Linked DNA regions of Homo sapiens: region 2 is linked to region 1. The links are chromatin loops, found by intact Hi-C in ENCODE. Cell type or tissue: OCI-LY7. All regions are shown on one strand. Each heading gives the region's core, and the rest is flanking DNA. Links, peaks and the distances in the headings are about the cores only.

What was found. Hi-C counts contacts between places; a loop is a spot of excess contacts. Peaks named below come from ENCODE experiments on the same cell type or tissue, not always from the same donor. Only the 100,000 strongest peaks of a DNase experiment are listed, where the experiment ranks them.
Region 2: it touches region 1 in a loop (3-fold over the local background); 20 of 110 quality-filtered maps call a loop at or near these places.

The regions. Positions count from the first base shown.
Region 1 is chr7:101,685,471-101,690,846 of GRCh38, forward strand. No RefSeq gene overlaps it. Among named protein-coding and RNA genes, the nearest start is that of MYL10, 59 kb to the left of the region's middle. RefSeq lists a silencer at 3,082-3,211. In OCI-LY7, for the core only: CTCF peaks have their summits at 3,014 (motif pointing right) and 3,223; a DNase peak (open chromatin) is centred at 3,031; H3K4me3 peaks cover 239 bases; H3K27ac peaks cover 418 bases.
Region 2 is chr7:101,540,579-101,545,954 of GRCh38, forward strand. COL26A1 (collagen type XXVI alpha 1 chain) reads left to right here. Exons shown (of 13, transcript NM_001278563.3): 6 at 3,420-3,518; 7 at 4,760-4,912. Among named protein-coding and RNA genes, the nearest start is that of LINC01007, 26 kb to the right of the region's middle. RefSeq lists an enhancer at 1,548-2,216 and a silencer at 2,230-2,524. In OCI-LY7, for the core only: CTCF peaks have their summits at 2,394 (motif pointing right) and 2,596; a DNase peak (open chromatin) is centred at 2,433.

The DNA.
Region 1 (5,376 bases), core at 367-5,366:
CCAGCTACTCGGGAAGCTGAGACAGGAGAATCGCTTGAACCCAGGAAGCAGAGGCTGCAGTGAGCCAAGATCACACCACTGCACTCTAGCCTGGGCAACAGAGTGAGACTCCATCTCAAAAAACAAACAAACAAAAAACAAAACAAAACAAAACAACAACAAAAAAACGAACAGCGAGGGAACCTTAAGGATCCAAGATTCCCACTGAGAAACCAGGTCTCTATTTCTCCTTGTTCGGTTCTGGAGCCGCACGTTCTGGACTTCTCCAGGCCCCAGACACAGCAGAAAAAAAACACGAGAATCCTCATGCACCTGGCTTTTTCATTTAATTAATTAATTAATTAATTATTTGTTTGTTTAAGACAGAGTCCCGCTGTATGGCCCAGGCTGGAGTGTAGTGGCGCAATCTTGGCTCACTGCAACCTCCGCCTCCTAGGTTCAGGTGATTCTCCTGCCTCAGCCTCCTGAATAGCTGGGATTACAGGTGCCCGTCACCACACCCACCTAATGTTTGTATTTTAATAGAGATGGAGTCTCACCATGTTGGGCAGGCTGATCTCAAACACCTGACCTTCCATCTCAGCCTCCCAAAGTGCCAGGATTACAGGGGTGAGCCAGCACTCCCGGCCACACCTGGCTTTTTCTTATTATTTATTTATCTATTTAGAAATGGGGTTCTCACTCTGTGGCCCAGGCTGGAATGCAGTGGCGCAACCACAGCTCACTATAGCCTTGACTTCCAGGGCTCAAGTCATTCTCCTGCCTCAGCCTCCTAAGTAGCTGGGACCACAGGCACGTGCCACCACATCCGGCTGATTTTTTAAATTTTTTGTACAGCTAGGGTTTTGGTATGTTACTCACGCTGGTCTCAAACTCCTGACCTCAGGTGATCCGCCCCCCTCGGCCTCCCAAAGTGCTGGGATCACAGACATGAGCCACCGCGCCAGGCCCACATTTTGATTTTTAAAGCACCACCACATAGCTTTATGTCCTCGTTGTTTTCCACCTGAATCTCCTTATACAAGACTCAGGCTGGGCCAGGCACAGTGGCTCATGCCTGTAATCCCAGCACTTTGGGAGGCCAAGGCAGATGGATCACCTGAGGTCAGGAGTTCAAGATCAGCCTGGCCAACATGGCAAAACCCCGTCTCTACTAAAAATACAAAAATTAGCTGGGCATGGTGGCGCATGCCTGTAATTCCAGCTACTCGGGAGACTGAGGCGGGACAATTGCTTGAACCCGGGAGGCAGAGGCTGCAGTGAGCCGAGATCATGCCACTGCACTACAACCTGGGCAACAGAGTGAGACTCAGTCTCAGAAAAAAAAATAATAAAATAAATAAATAAAAAGATTCTCAGGCTGAAGTCACGAAGTAGGGTGGCCCCGAGCCCCCCTCAGCAGACACAGCCCAAGAGGGCATCTGCAAAGAGCAGGACTGTGGGTTGTGGGCAAGACGTGGAGGGGAGGTAGAGGAGAGAAGGGGACCCCCTACACCAGGAGGAATTTGCAGGCTTCACCAGGGAAATAGGACGGCACCCCCTGCCCCAGGGAGGTGGGCAGGGCATAGAGGGCATTTTCCAAATTGTACAGCCACAGGGACCACTCTGCCCAGAGCTCCACTCACACCCTCCAACCCCCTAGTCACACAGACACACATTCACACACACACACTACAGTCGTACACACACAGACATGCATTCACATATACACTCACTGACATACAGATACATACTCACAGGCACACACAGACATGCATTCACATACACACTAACGCAAAGACACACACAGACATTCACACAGAGTCACACTTACACACAGACATGTATTTACACATTCAAATGAATACACACACTAACACACAGAGACACACACAAACACGCACACACAGACATGTAGTCACACACCAGATGCACACACATACACTAACACACAGAGCTGTACTCACATAGACCACACACATACACACATAGGCATCATCACTACGCTAATGTCTCTCAGTGTCCTACGACAGGTGTGCACGGCCTTGCCTTGCACTGAGGTGCCCCTGCAGTATTGGGGGTTCCACCGTAGTACTGGGGTCCACTCACCCATAGACCGTGCATCTCCAGCTTCATGCGCAGGAATTTCCCCATGCCACAGGGCCTTTTGCTGGGGAAGATGCTGGTCTGCCCAAAGTCAGCGTGGAATCTGGGCAGAGCCAGAATGACCTGCCCCAGGCTTGGGAGCCGAGCATATAACCCCCCTACACACAGCGCCATTCAGACCCTGGCACCCCACCGTTGGGCTCCCTAAAGATGTGTCCATTCTGCTTGACTTAAACACTGTATTCCTGGTTGGTCCTTCAGTGACAGGGGAGGGAGGAAGAGGCTGTGGCTTGCAGGACAGGGGGTCAGGATATGGGCAATGGCTTGGGGACCTCCTACTTGTAAGGAACCAGGGTGGGGTCCTATTGGGTGGACAGGAGACCCTGCAGCCCTGGCCTCACTGCCTTCTGGGATCCTCTGCCACAGGTCCCACCCCGCAGCCCATCCTGGGCCTGCGACCCACAGCCTGTGCCTCCTGTCCCCTGTCCCTCCCAGTGCACCCTGAGCCCACCCTACCCAGCCCCCGCCACCCCCCTGCTGCACTCCCAGGGCTGACCTTCTTCCCTGCCCAGGCTGGACATCCCTCCTCTCTTGCCTCCCCCTTGACCTCCCTGATGGGACTAAGTGGAGGCTTCTGTTCATGGAAACTGGGGTTAAGGAAGCAAACTACAGGGCCTGGGGTCAAGGTCAGGTCCAAGGTCAGGGCTGAGTCAGCCCTGACTTCGTTCCTCCCGCCTCTTCCCCCGGGCATCCAGGCCCTTAGGTGTCAGGAGTTACAGCCTTGCCCTCGCCTCCTGCTCCTCTGGCCGAGGCCAGGGCGGCCCCTTCCTGTCCCCCCTGCCCGTCGTTCGCTCCCCGAGGGCGCAGCAGAAGCACGGGGAACTCCGGACCCCACGAGGCGCTCTGGACGAGGTCGAGCCGCCGCTTCCCCCGGGCGCCGCTAGGTGGCGCCGCGCTAACGAGGATCGGGATAGACCGGAGGGGCCGCGCTGCCACCAACCGGGTCTCCACTCCCCAGGTCCTCACTCCCCGGGCCCCAGCCTCGCCCCAAAGCTCAAACACGCACCCGGGAACCCTTCCACCACCCTCCCTCCCCACCCCTGGCATCCTTAGCCCTCGGCAGCTCCCGTGGTCCCAGGGGCCTCTCCGGTCCCTCAGCAGGAGACCTGGAGTGCACGGCCTGTCCATGCCTCTGGGACGCAGGACAAAGTGGACGAATAGGAATCAACCGTGGGGAGGGAGGGGCCACCCAGGAGAATCCCAGTCCACGGAGTAAGGGAGGGTGGCATGCTGAGTGCCAGGCAGAAGGCCTGGCCCAGGCGGTGCTCCCTAAGTGAGGGTGCACCCTCACTTACATCCTTCCAGGATAGTTCCTCTTCACATCCTTCCAGGATAGTTCCTCGCCTAGGCGTTTTCTCCCTCAGTTTGGGGGTAGTGGTTTTTAGGGCCCCGTGTGAGAGTGAGAAGGCTCAAGGGTGCCACTACCCCAAAACCAAGGGGGCAAGGGGCAGACCCCAACTGTACCAGGAGCAAGGAGCTGCTTTAATTTACTCCTCCCAACATGTCTATTAGACGTTTTACCAACGAGGAAGATGGGCTCAAAGCCCAAGGTCACATGGGGGTGGATGGCCAAGGCAGGGTTGGAACCCAGGTCTGGCAGATGCCCTTGCCATGCCCTGGGGTGCCCCAACTCTGACCACAATGAGCCCTTCCAGCTCCTTCCCAGCCCAAAACTAAACCCTGAGGCAGAGTGACTGGGCCACGCTCAGACGTCCCTGACTCTATGCCCTACCTCTGTCCCTCTGAGACTCCCACTGTCCTACAGCTGCCTTCTGGTCTTTGCAATGGCTGATCGTCCTGCCGGGAAAGGTGTTTCCCCAGCCTCACCAGGGCCCACTCTGGCATCAACTCCTACAGGAAGCCCTCCCTGATTGATCCCTAAGTGGAGGCTTCGGTTGGGTCCCAGCCTCAGGAAACTGGCATCAGAGCCTCCCATGGTCCCGGGCTCAGACACAATAGTGAACTCAGCCAGGTGAAGGAAGAGCTGAGAGCCCACCACCACCACGATGCTGGTCCATCGGCAGCCTGTAGCACGCCCCAAACACCCCATTTACAAAGAAACTTTTCAAAGGGCATTTAGGGCAGATGATAAAACTATGGCCCGGAGAGGCCAAGTGACTAGTGCAGAGTCACACAGCAAACCAGAAGAGACTAGACACCAACCAAGATCTGTCACTATATTCATAAAAGAAAAGAAGGCTGGGTGCGGTGTTTTGTGCCTGTAATCCCAGCACTTTGGAAAGTCAAGGGGGTGCAGATCGCTTGAGCCCAGGAGTTTGAGACCAGCCTGGGCAACATAGTGAGACCTCATCGCTACTAAAAATGTAAAAATTAGCCCAGCATGGGGACGTGTGCCTGTTGTCCCAGCTACTCAGGAGGCCGAGGCAGGAGAATTGCTTGAGCCCAAGAGGTGGAGGCTGCAATGAACCGTGATTGTGCCACTGCACTCCAGCCTGGGTGACAAAGCAAGGCCCTGTCTCTAAAAAGAGAAAGAAAATAAAAGGAAGACCAAAAGCAATGAATTTAAAACACACACACACACACGCATGCATGAGTGCATGCATGTACTTAAGTGGTAGGGCAAAGTGCCGCTGCGGACTGCAGCTGGGAGAGAGGGTGACTCAGTGCCAAGATGCCCTGCACAGGGCCCCACGCTTCTGAGAACAGTCCAGAAGCCGCTCCCAGCATGCAGCTAAAGCCATTCTCTCCTGTGGACACATCCCTGGGGACAGACCCCGTCTGTCATCACCTGGCTTGGGTAACCCAGAAAGCTCTGCCCTCCAGGCACCAGGACAGTGTCACCCATAATGAATGCCCCAGAGCACCTAGGGGTAAGTTGAGCTGGGTCAGGCCGGGCCAGTCCAGGCAGCCCCCAGGAACCCCAAAACCCACTGGCATCTACCTCTCAGGGTCTCAGGCTGAGAGCCATAGGTGCTGGGGGACATTCTGGAAAGTGCCCCCAAGAAGGCTTCACAGAGCAAGTCCTACACTTGGGAGTTGGATCCAGGTTCAGCCCCTGCTCTGCCCTACCTCGGTGTAGCCCTGAGTGCTTCTTTGAGTTTCATTAATACAACCATGGGCTGGGGTGGGTGGGCACAGAGTAGCATGTGCTGGAGAGAGAGAGAGAGAGAGAGACAGAAAGAAAGAGAAGGCACATGCATATCATACATACCTTCACACTACTACTTCTTTTCTTTTTTTTTTTTTTTGAGACAGGGTCTTGCTCTGTTG
Region 2 (5,376 bases), core at 166-5,165, 150 kb before region 1:
TGGCTCACTCATGCTTGTAATCCTAGCACTTTGGAAGGTCAAGGCAGGTGGATCATTTGAGGTCAGGAGTTCGAGACCAACCTGGGCAACATGGTAAAACCCCCATTTCTACTGAAAATACAAAAATTAGCCCAGCATGATTAATCCCAGCTACTCCTAAGGCTGAGGCATGAGAATTGCTTGAGCTGGGGAGGTGGAGGCTGTAGTGAGCCAAGATCATGCCACTGCAATCCAGCCTGGAAGACGGGGTGAAACCCTGTCTCAAAAAAATAGATGATCTTGGGCAGGTGCAGTGGCTCACACCTATAATCCCAGCACTTTGGAAGGCTGAGGTGGGAGGATTGCATGAAGCCAGGAGCTCAAGACCAGCCTGGGCAACATAGTGAGACCCTGTCTCTACAAAAAATTATAAAAATAAAAATGAGAAAATTGGCCATCAGGGCTGGCAGTCCCTCATGGAAACAACCAGCTACTGGGTTGCCACTGTAGGTCCAGTCCAGGCTGTGCAGTTTGCCGCAGTCCCCACCATTCCCTATTGTCTTACAGCTCAGCTACTGTCTTCAGTATCTGCCCTGCTCCTTGGCTTCTGCACTTATGGCCCCCAGCCCAGCCTTGCTGGGTTCAATTTTGCAGCATTCTGCCTGGCCAGGGAGCAGGAACTTACTGCTTCCCACCTCTTTCTGGGGTTTGCTCTCTGAACTCTCTGGCTGGAATTGGAGGACATCTGCCCCCCTGCCTTCCTGCCACACTTTTACAATTTTATTTTATTTTATTATTTTATTTTGAGACAATGTATTGCTCTGTCACTGAGGCTGGAGCACAGTAGTATGATCATAGTTCACTGCAGCCTTCATCTCCGAGGCTCAGGTGATCCTCCTGCCTCAGCCTCCCAAGTAGTTGGGACTACGAGTGCACACCACCACACTTGGCTTTTTTTTTTTTTTTTAATTTTTAGTAGAGACGAGGTCTCACTGCGTTGCCAGGCTGGTCTCAAACTCCTGGCCTTAAGCAATCCTCATGCCTCGGCTTCCCAAAGTGCTGGGATTTACAGGTGTGAGCCACCATGCTTGGCCCTGGCCACATTTTAAAGTTAAGGGGAAGAATTTTCCCTCTGCAGATTCTACCTACTGGTCTGGGCTCTGCCACCTGGGGCTGTAATTACCTTTGCTTTAATCACAATTGTAATAATCATAGTTGCAATCGATGAAGCCCTCCTGGTTGCCAGACACTGAGGTGGGGCTTTATCCTGGAGGACATTTAGCAAACAACACCTGTCTATAAGGCTGAATCCAGGGGTTGAAGGCTGAGGTCTACCATGAGTGGTCAGGATCTGCACTGTGCCAGTTATTAAATATTTTCATATCAGATATGAAAATATTTCAAATACAGATATAATTTTTTTTTTTGACATGGAGTCTCACTCTATCACTCAGGCTGGAGTGCAGTGTCGTGATCTCGGCTCACTGCAACCTCTGCCTCCTGGGCTCAAGGGATTCCCCTGCCTCAGCCTCCCTAATAACTGGGATTACAGGCACGCACCACCAAGCCCCGCTACTTTTTGCATTTTTAATACAGAAGGGGTTTTGTCATGTTGGCCAGGCTGGTCTTGAACTCCTGACCTCAAATGATCTGCCCTCCTTGGCCTCCCAAAGTGCTGGGATTACAGGTGTGAGCCAGCACACGCAGCCTAATTTTTGTATTTTTAGTAGAGACGGGGTTTCACCATGTCGGCCAGGCTGGCCTCAAACTCCTGACCTCAAGTGATCCACCCGCCTCGGCCTCCAAAGTGTGGAATTACAGGTGTGAGCTAGCGCACCCAGCCTACAGATATCACTCTTAATCTTCACACAAAGCTTGGAAGCCTTGAGGTTACAGGGGAGACACCTGAGGCTCAGAGAAGTTAAGTGACACCCCTGGGGTCACCCAGCAAGCCAGCAAGCTGGGGGCATTTTGCCTCCATGATTCTCTGCCCTTAGAGCCCTTTGGAGGGGGCGCTCTCCCTCTGCCCTCTGTTCTGAGTGTCTATTCTGATGCTGGGTTGGGGAGCAGGGGCAGAGCAGGGAGGAGAGATGCATGACACAGGTGGCCTCCAGTGGCCAGTCCCAGGGCCGGGGAAGGAGAGTAGGGTATCCTGCATTCTTGGAAAGGGACTGAAGGCTGCGGGAGGAGGGCCGAGCTCAGGTCTCCTACGGGAAGGGGGACCTCTCTCACTCTGGCCCCCGGCCTACCCCTCGAGCCGCTGTCCCTAAGGTCTCACCCCCAGAGCGTTACCTCATGCCCACATTCTTCAGATCTTTCTTGGGGGATGGAGGAGGAGGGGCTTCCCATCCCACCGGGGACCCAGGCCCACGAAAGCGCATGCCTGGCAAGACCTTTCCAACCAGGGGAAAATGCAGTTTCAAGAATGGCCACCAGGTGGGGCACACACTCTACACATGGTGACACCTGCAGCCAACCTGGATTCCAGAGCGCAGGTGGGGCTCTTCCGAGGCCAGCAGCCCCCAGCCAGGCCCTCCCCACCATACCACAGTCCCATGCAGGCAGAGTGCAAAGGGCCCTAAGACTCAGTGCAGGTCCCTTCATCAGATCAGCAAACTTTTTTTTTTTTTCTGAGACGGTCTCGCTCTGTAAGCCAAGCTGGAATGCAGTGGTGTGATTATAGCTCACTGCAGCCCAGACCTCCTGGGCTCAAGCCATCCTCCCACCTCAACGTCCCCAGTAGCTGGGGCCACAGGCGTGCACCACTATGCCCGGTTAACTTTTGTATCTTTTGTAGAGATGGGGTCTCACTATGTGGCCCAGGCTGGTCTCAAACTCCTGGGCTCAAGTGATCTTCCTGCCTCAGCCTCCTAAGGTGCTGAGCAAACATTTTTCAGCATCCTCTCTGGGCCAGAGGGAGAAAAGGCTGTCCCCTGGCCACACAGCAAGCCTTACCTCTCCATCTCCTTGTCCACCCTTGGGGTTTAGAGATCTGTAGCTGGGAAGATCCATCCTTCAGGACCTCCTGGGGCCTCCTCGGAGGCCACCTGTTGGGGAGCACTTTGCCACAAGCCCGGTTCTTGACCCTAAGCAGAGAGACAGCAGGGTGTGAGAGAGGGACCTGGAGCTAAGCAACTTCATCTGCAGCCTGGCTGTGTGAGCTTGGGCAAGGGACCAACCTTCCTGAGCCTCAGTTTCCCCACATTGAAAATGGGAACGAAAGCAGTTCTTAGAATCATAGATGTTTGTAAGTGCAAAGCTGGTTTGTAAGTTGTAATAACCAGCTCCAAGGTGATGTGAGTGCCTTTGCCTGTTTAGGGAGTCCCAGGTAGGCAGGGCTCCTGGGGGAACGTAGGCTGACAGCCCAGGGGGCCAGGCCTGGAGCCACTGGAGGCTGGGGGTCCACCATGTTCTGATGCCCTGTCTCCTTCTCTCCCCAGGGCCCCCGGGGCAGACAGGACCACCAGGGCCTGCAGGCCCCCCCGGGTCTAAAGGTGACCGAGGCCAGACAGGAGAGAAGGGTCCAGCGGGGCCGCCTGGTAAGAAAACCCCCCACATATGTGATGTTGTCAACCTGCGGAAGGGGCTGGGCTTTCTTCTCTACTGGAACAGGCGAGGTGTCCCACGCACCCACAGCCCTGATCTTGCTGGGTACCAGAAAAACGGGGTCTTTTTTTTTTAATTTTTTGAGAGGGAGTCTCGCTCTGTTGTCCAGGCTGGAGTGCAGTGATGCCATCTCGGCTCATTGCCACCTCTGCCTCCCGGGTTCAAGCAATTCTCCTGCCTCAGCCTCCTGAGTAGCTGGGATTACAGGCATGCGCCACCACACCTGGCTAATTTTGTATTTTCAATAGAGACAGGATTTCACCATGTTGGTCAGGCTGGTCTCGAACTCCTGACCTCAGATGATCCACCCACCTTGGCCTCCCAAAGTGCTGGGATTACAGGCGTGAGCCACCACCTCACCTGGCTTTTTTTTTTTTTTTTTTTTGAGATGGAGTCTTGTGCTGTGTCGCCCAGACTGGAGCACGGTGGCACAATCTCAGCTCACTGACACCTCCACCTCCCAGGTTCAAGCAACTGTCCTGCCTCAGCCTACTGAGTAACTAGGATTACAGGTGCCTGCCACCATGCCTGGCTAATTTTTGTATTTTTAGTAGAGACAGGGTTTCACCATGTTGGCCAGGCTGGTCTTGAACTCCTGACCTCAGGTGACCTGCCTGCCTTGGCCTCCCAAAGTGCTGGGATTACAGGGGTGAGCCACAACACCTGGCCAAAACAGGGTCTTCAGGGGCTTCGGGTACAGGCATGAGCATCGAGGCTGTCAGGGGCCAGGAGCAGTTCTCAGCCATTTAAACACCTCCAGAGACCACCCTCTCAACTCCTCCTGGGTCCTGCCGGGGAAGGACCCCTGGTTCAGCAGGTACAGGGCCAGCCCAGGATGGTGGCTTATACTTGGTGTTCCTGCCACAGGGCTGAAGTCCCTGGGAGGGACCAATGGGCCTCTGGCCAGAGCCTTTGCTGATTTCACCGTCCCTGCCCCCCTCACCCTCCCAAGCTGCCACTAAGTGTCCCCTCTGGACTGGGCTGGGAAGGGAAGCCCATTTCATTTACACCCCAGGACACCCCCAAGGAAGACTGTGGATCGGAGGTCACCACTGACTGCCTGTGGGCCCCTGACCAACCCTGTTTCTTTCAAGGCCTCAGTTTCCCCATTTGTAAGTTGCAGCCACCCGCCAGGCTCCGGCTGCCACAGTGACTGTTCTTTTCCTCATTGCAGGGCTCCTGGGGCCTCCAGGGCCCCGTGGGCTTCCTGGAGAGATGGGGCGCCCCGGCCCCCCAGGACCACCCGGCCCAGCAGGCAACCCAGGCCCCTCACCAAACAGCCCCCAGGGCGCCCTCTACTCCCTGCAGCCGCCTACAGACAAAGACAGTGAGTAATGCCCCTGGGGGGCCAAGGGAGGGCTGAGCTACGCTGTGTTCTGGGAGGGATCAGCCTTCCTTAAAGGATCCTGGGAAGTGGACCCCACCACATGCCCATCCTGCTGCACCCAACTGGCTCACTCCTGCAGGCCTCCTCCAGGAAGCCCTCCATGCAGTGTCCAGGGCCTGCCAGTGACGATGACAGGGAACAGCTTGGGAGCAAGGCTTGGTCCTGGGGCTAAGCATCCTCAAGTGGACCCAGGGCTAGCCCCAAGCCCTGCTTTTGGCCCCAAAGTGGCCTGTCTCTGCCTCAGTGCTCAGCTCCCTGCCTTTGGGGTTGTGAGCCCCAAAGTTCACTCTGCTGGCTGACTTGGCCCAGATTCCCTACCTGGCTACCCCACCCCACCAAGGTTATCCCTTATTGTACTTGTTCCTCACCCGCCCTCACTGCAGGTCATTCAGCAGGTGTTTAGT